2 separate regions of the Homo sapiens genome follow, and region 1 is linked to region 2. Evidence: chromatin loops called from intact Hi-C (ENCODE). Cell type or tissue: HepG2. All regions are shown on one strand. Each heading gives the region's core, and the rest is flanking DNA. Links, peaks and the distances in the headings are about the cores only.

Region 1 (2,921 bases), core at 142-2,641, 50 kb after region 2:
TTTCTGGATAGATAATCTCAAAAGTCCCTGTCAGCTTTGACAACCACTGACACATCCAGCCTAGAATCCCAAATTCTTCTCTGCCTTTCCCCACGAGTCTGAAGCTCAGCATGCTGAGGCCTGAGGCTTGGCTGTCTTGGGTCAGAAGACCAAGCCACACTGCAACGTGTAAAGTCTTTACACTAAACCCTGCTGCCATGATCTCTACAGGGCCTGCTCTTTAGAGTTCATCACTGGAGGACAGGAAAGGGAAGATGGGCCCCACACAGTTAGCTGCCATCAAAGCAATCGCCACACTGTCTGCAGATCTTCTGTCGGGCCAGGGCCCAGGAGGTAGCTGCTGGTGGACACTTCTAATGCAGCTGGGATTGGCAGGCATAGCCTTGCAATGTTTCTAAAGGAAGCTGAGGTGGGAGAACTAGGTGACGAAGAAAAAGAGGCAGAGAACCTCAGTACTGCAAAAAGTACATCCTAGGCAGTACAGCAAAAAAGATGGGGATGGTTGGAGAAAATTCGGCTTTTCATAATTCACATTCGTCATTTCAATCTTTGATTCGAACAGTTAAGATCATTTTCAACCTTATGTAAGGTGACCTTAATCACTCAAATATCCCACTTTCTAACTAGATTGCTGCCTTAAAGCCCTTTCTTAAAGAAAATCTGCTGCCACCCTTGTACATAAACTAGTTTTTCCAGCTAAATCACTGGATTAATTAAACAGAGCCCCTACACAGGCTTGGGAATCCTCTGTGATGTTTTCCTCACCCACAGCCAGTGTGCACAGATTAGTGAATCCAAGAGCTGGGTGGCAGGTCCAAAGGCTATTTGTTCTCTTCCTGCCAAAGACTGAGGTCTGTCTGATCAAACCTAAAGGTTTGCAGGGAGTAAGATGTCTAACCATTTCTGGAATAAAATCAGGAAAGAAGTTATTCTTCTGATAATCCAGAATCAATGGGTTGCTGTTTGTGAGCACGACCTTCTCCAGGGCTTACTATAGAGTGTTAGGACATTCTGGGACCCAGTGTATATGCTCAGAATTGTCCAGATTCTTTCTGGATAATTCTCTATGGGGGCCTTTTAAACCCATGCCAAGGCCTTTACTTTTTATTCATTAGGGAGTCAGCTAACAAATATTTGCTGAGTGTTTACTGAAGGTTTTCAGGCTATGAATTGATAAGGTCAGAGCTGTCTTTTAAGAAGATTGATCTGTCAATAATTTGCCTGGTCAGCTGACATCAAGGGGAGTGGTTTGCGGTTATTACAGCAGGTCAGTTAGGTCATCGGAAAGCCTGAATAAGAATGGTGACAGGGGAAAGAGCAAACAGTTGGATGGTGTAAGAACCCAAATTATTAAGCAAGGAGAGTGGGGTGGCTTTAGAACTGACAACCATGAGTCAAATTCAAGCACCAGCACTTATCCCAGCGAGTGACTTAATCTTCCAAGTTTCAACTTTCTTATCTGTAAAATAGGAATAATAAAACCCACTCATAGATAGATACATAGATAAACAGACAGACAGACATACAATCTTGCAGAAAATAACTATATATATTGAATTACTATGTGTTCACCAAAACCCATTTCCCCTTCTCAATGGGCAGACAGTTAGATGTCACCACATGATGGAGTTCCAGCCAATAAACTGGGTGGAACTGACATGTGCCACTTCCAGGCCTGGTCTTTTCACATTTTCCATTGACGATCCTCCATAACCTTTTCCTATTTGCTGGCTTGATATAGAGAACTCCAAGGACCCAGAAGAGGACAGATCCATGAGATGCATGAGGCTCAAGTCCTTGGGTGACCATGGGAAGACCACCTACCAGTTGGGAATACCTGTTTGAAACTTCACTGTGTAAGAAATGAATTTCTATCATATAAAGCCACTAAGATTTGAGGCTTTACATCTGTCTATCCATCTATCTATCTATCCATCCATCCATTCTTGCACAGAACCTGACTTAATAATCCCTCAATAAATAATCATTAAAACATATTTTAGCATTATGGGAAATACAAAGATATACAAGGTCTCAATTTAAGAAGACAAGACACATACATAGCAGTCATATACAAGATGTAGACAACATAAGTTTTAAGTTTAAAAAGTTCAAAGTCCCCAGAAGTAGGGGGATCTGAGATGGCATCACATAGCATGTAGCCTTGAGCTTGTCACTGAAAAATGGATATGAATTATCTGGATATGGAGACACTATTCATTCATCAACACTTAAAAACATCAATACGAAATCCCCCATCATCCAGTATCCACCCCCATAGTCTGCAGAACACTTTGGCTCTTAATATTTCTCTATTGCTCATGTCTTCTGATTTCCAGAGTGATCTGGTTCCTAGTTTCCATGCAATGGCCTTCAATCATCTGCAACTTTTGAAATCATTTAACATTTCTACTCCCCATTTCCAAAGGCTCTGACAAGAAAGGAAGGACCTCCAGCTTCAGAATCTTTTATATCCTCTCCCATGGGTCCATCACAGCCTTGGGTCTGTGGCTTTAAGGAAATGGCTGGAAAATGAAACCATAACTGTATATTTATATTACTCTAGCATTTTGCCATTCTTGCAGCTATTGATCAATTAATCCATTTGAATTATCATTTCCCTCTAGTTAAAGCTCGAGGCTGTACGAGCAAAGAATTGCATTTTGGAAATTAGAAGGCTGATCAATCCATTGTATTTTAATTATTACCATGTGAAGAAAGCTTGCAACATAAACTTACTGCTCATATTTTCCTCTCTCAAATAATGAATTATAGATGATATGATAGAAAATATGCTATTGTTTATAACTCACTTTTGCTTTCCATAATCAAAACTATTGCTCTTTAGTCTTTAAAGGCAGTTGGAGTGCCATAATAGAAACTACTGTGTAACTTCCCGTTTTCAACTTTCCCCATAATGC
Region 2 (2,921 bases), core at 191-2,690:
GTAGGGATGCATTCTTTTAGTATGTACAGATAAATGTCTGCCTTGTTTCTCCACTGGCAGAAAATGAGCTGAGCTTTCTGGCCTTAGGTTGCAGTTCAGGAGGCAAGGTTTAAATTTCCTCCACTGCAAGACACAGGTGCTGAGAGAGAGTTGCAAGCTATCTTAGATTCCCTCCAAGCAAGTGTCTGTATTCAAAGCAAAGCCCATCATAACTGGGAAACACCGTGTTCCCCTGGCCTCTCTTCTCCTTGAAGCTGTTTGTTTTTGTGTTTTGGGAAGGCAACCTTGACATTTCCTCTCTCTATTCAAACTTGTTGATCAGAAAGATCAAAAAGCCTTCTGTAAAATATGCAAGTACTAAGGACTAAAAACATCCTTTTCTGCCCCTAAGAATCCAAAGACCCTTATGAATATTAAATAGATGAATCTTTGCCATTTGGAAGTCAACCACCCCTTTTGGAATCAGATGACAGCCATGGAGCTCTCGGCAGGAAAAATGCATGTGCGATAGTCACCGCAAGTTCTCCAGCCTCCAGGATCACCTCTTTGTTTATATCCAAACAACAATAATCCCAGACCAGTTAGTATCACAGTCATTTCCACAGAATGCATATAGCCTTCTCATTAAGCAGAACACTCAACATTCTAGTTTGAAGCACATGCCTTAGGATGACTTTGCCTGGTCAGGGCCGGCCTGGTGATCCCATGTGCCAGCCTCACTCCCCAGCAAGAAAGTGGCCCCAGGGGTCTCCGCCAGAATGGGGTGGATGGCACCCCAACCTGGATTTCAGCTTCTGGTCTAGAATGCAGGATGTGCTGCCTTTTCACAATGTGACACTATCCAGATTCCCTCACCACACACACAAGCACAAATTTGCCCACAATTCCAAAATCCCAGAGGAGAGCCCAGCACTGGATAAGCCCCTCTAATGGCCTTGCCTGGGAGCTGCTGGTTCCTGGAGGGAAGAGTCCTGAGGGTGGGGACCATTGAGTCAAGTCCTGGAAAGCCAGGGACTGGGGTTCAAAACTTCTGGGTACTGAGTACCTAGTCTGGGTGTGACCACCGTGTCTGGGTGTGACCACCACCACCTTTCCATTCCACAATGCCACCCTCCTACCTATGCCAGCCAGTCAGCCAGCCTGATTCCACTACCAGGATGTTTACATGGGGAAGCAAAGGGGAAAGAATATTCTGGGGACTCATGGGTTTGTGGGAGTCTGAGTGGGATCCCCTGGCACTGTGATCTGCTACACAGCAGTTCACAGTCCCCTTTCCATAAGTAAAGCCCTCTCTGACCTCTCCATATAAAATGTCAGCTTCCCCTCGACTCCCCACCACCACCCAGCATCTCTGTCCCTGCTACCTGCCTTCATTTTCCTCCATTACATGAATCATCATAAAACATTGCAGAGCTCATTGTCTATCAACTATCCCCCTCCACTAGGGTGTCAGCTTCTTAATGGCAAGCATGTTTTGTTTTGCTCGCTGCGGTGTTCCCTTCATCTAGAAGAATGCCTGGCACAATAAATATTTATTAAATCGATATAATGAATAAACAAAGGAATCACAAGTAGCCTTGTTTCTAGAGCCCAGCTCAGCCCCACCTCCCCTGGGAGCCTCCCCTGACTGCTCTGAGGATCACACCATTTTTCCCATGGTGCTCATTTATTTTGTCAACAAGCTTGTATTGAGCACCCACTATGTGCCAGATCCCAAGCTAGGCCCTGAGTTTACAGGACAGACCAAGCAAACCCCTTGCCCAAATAGCTTGCAATGTAGTTTAGCACATAAAAGTCATCTAGTTTGGGTTTCCAATTGCTTCCTGATCTTCCAGAGATCAAGGAGATGCTAAAGGAGGGAGAAGACTGACATTGCCTGAGCACCCACTATGTTCTCAGCATGTGATATGTGCTTTTCTGGAACCAGGTGGGTTTTGCCCCTGAAAAGAAGGTCATCGTTGTGGAGAGTGTGGGAGGGGAAGAAGTAGGACTTGCAGAGCACAACAATTAGAACACAGAGGCTGCAGGGAAGTGTGAGCCATTTCCCACTGGAAATAGAAAAGGAGGCTCAGAAGAGACATGGGCAAGGATCACTAGGCCTGGTGTAAAGAAGCCCAGTTGCACCCTGTGTTGGGGTGATCAGACCCAACACCAGGCCATGGGGGCTATGAAGTCCAGCAGAGCCAAAGAAATGAGAAAAGACAAGAAAGTGGGACCAGGGGGCCAACACTAGTATGGAAGCTGCAAAGACCCCGAGCTCTGGGAGCCCATGCTATTTATTGGTGATCAAACAGAGAAACAGGTGGTGAGGTTGTGAGGGTTGAGAGAAAGTGATGCATCAAGCGACTGAGCTGCAGCTGTGATGGTTTAGCATTTTCTTTGAAGCATATGGAACGTGTTCTGCTACTTGAGATAGTAAGAGTGCTAGAAGCAAGGAGTCAGCAAGTCTAGACACATTCCAGAGGCCACGAGGGGTTTTATGCCCTGAGCCCTGGATTCCATCCAAGCCATGAGGGGTTTTATGCCCTGGGCTTAGATTATAGTGCAGCAGGGCAGACTTCCACCCTTTAGCACAGAGCTTGGTGTTCCAAAGGCCACGAGGGGTTTTAGACCCTGGACCCCGGACATGTTCCAAGACTCTTTTACATTATGTCAGACACGCAAGCCCTGCCTCAGCTTCTCTCCCAACATTCAGCTTTTCTCCCAACACCGTGACCCCTCAGGCATGCCACTCTCGTTCTCTAAGCTGTTTCCATTTCAGTAAAGGGCAATTGCTAGCCTCAGCAACCTCTAAGGCTCACTACATAAAGACATCTATGATCTTTTCTAATCAACACAGCATCTTCCTCCTTTACTTCCTGTGGACCCTGTCCTGATACCTCAGTTTAGAAAATGACTTATGACAGTTAATGTGATCTTTC

The links. Hi-C counts contacts between places; a loop is a spot of excess contacts. Peaks named below come from ENCODE experiments on the same cell type or tissue, not always from the same donor. Only the 100,000 strongest peaks of a DNase experiment are listed, where the experiment ranks them.
Region 1: it touches region 2 in a loop (10-fold over the local background); 5 of 110 quality-filtered maps call a loop at or near these places.

What each region holds. Positions count from the first base shown.
Region 1 is chr10:112,274,788-112,277,708 of GRCh38, forward strand. No RefSeq gene overlaps it. Among named protein-coding and RNA genes, the nearest start is that of TECTB, 7.2 kb to the right of the region's middle. In HepG2, for the core only: no CTCF peak of the experiment used is centred there; DNase peaks (open chromatin) are centred at 844 and 1,264.
Region 2 is chr10:112,224,360-112,227,280 of GRCh38, forward strand. It overlaps a transcript of GPAM not described here. Among named protein-coding and RNA genes, the nearest start is that of GPAM, 42 kb to the left of the region's middle. In HepG2, for the core only: no CTCF peak of the experiment used is centred there; a DNase peak (open chromatin) is centred at 1,572; H3K4me3 peaks cover 2,500 bases.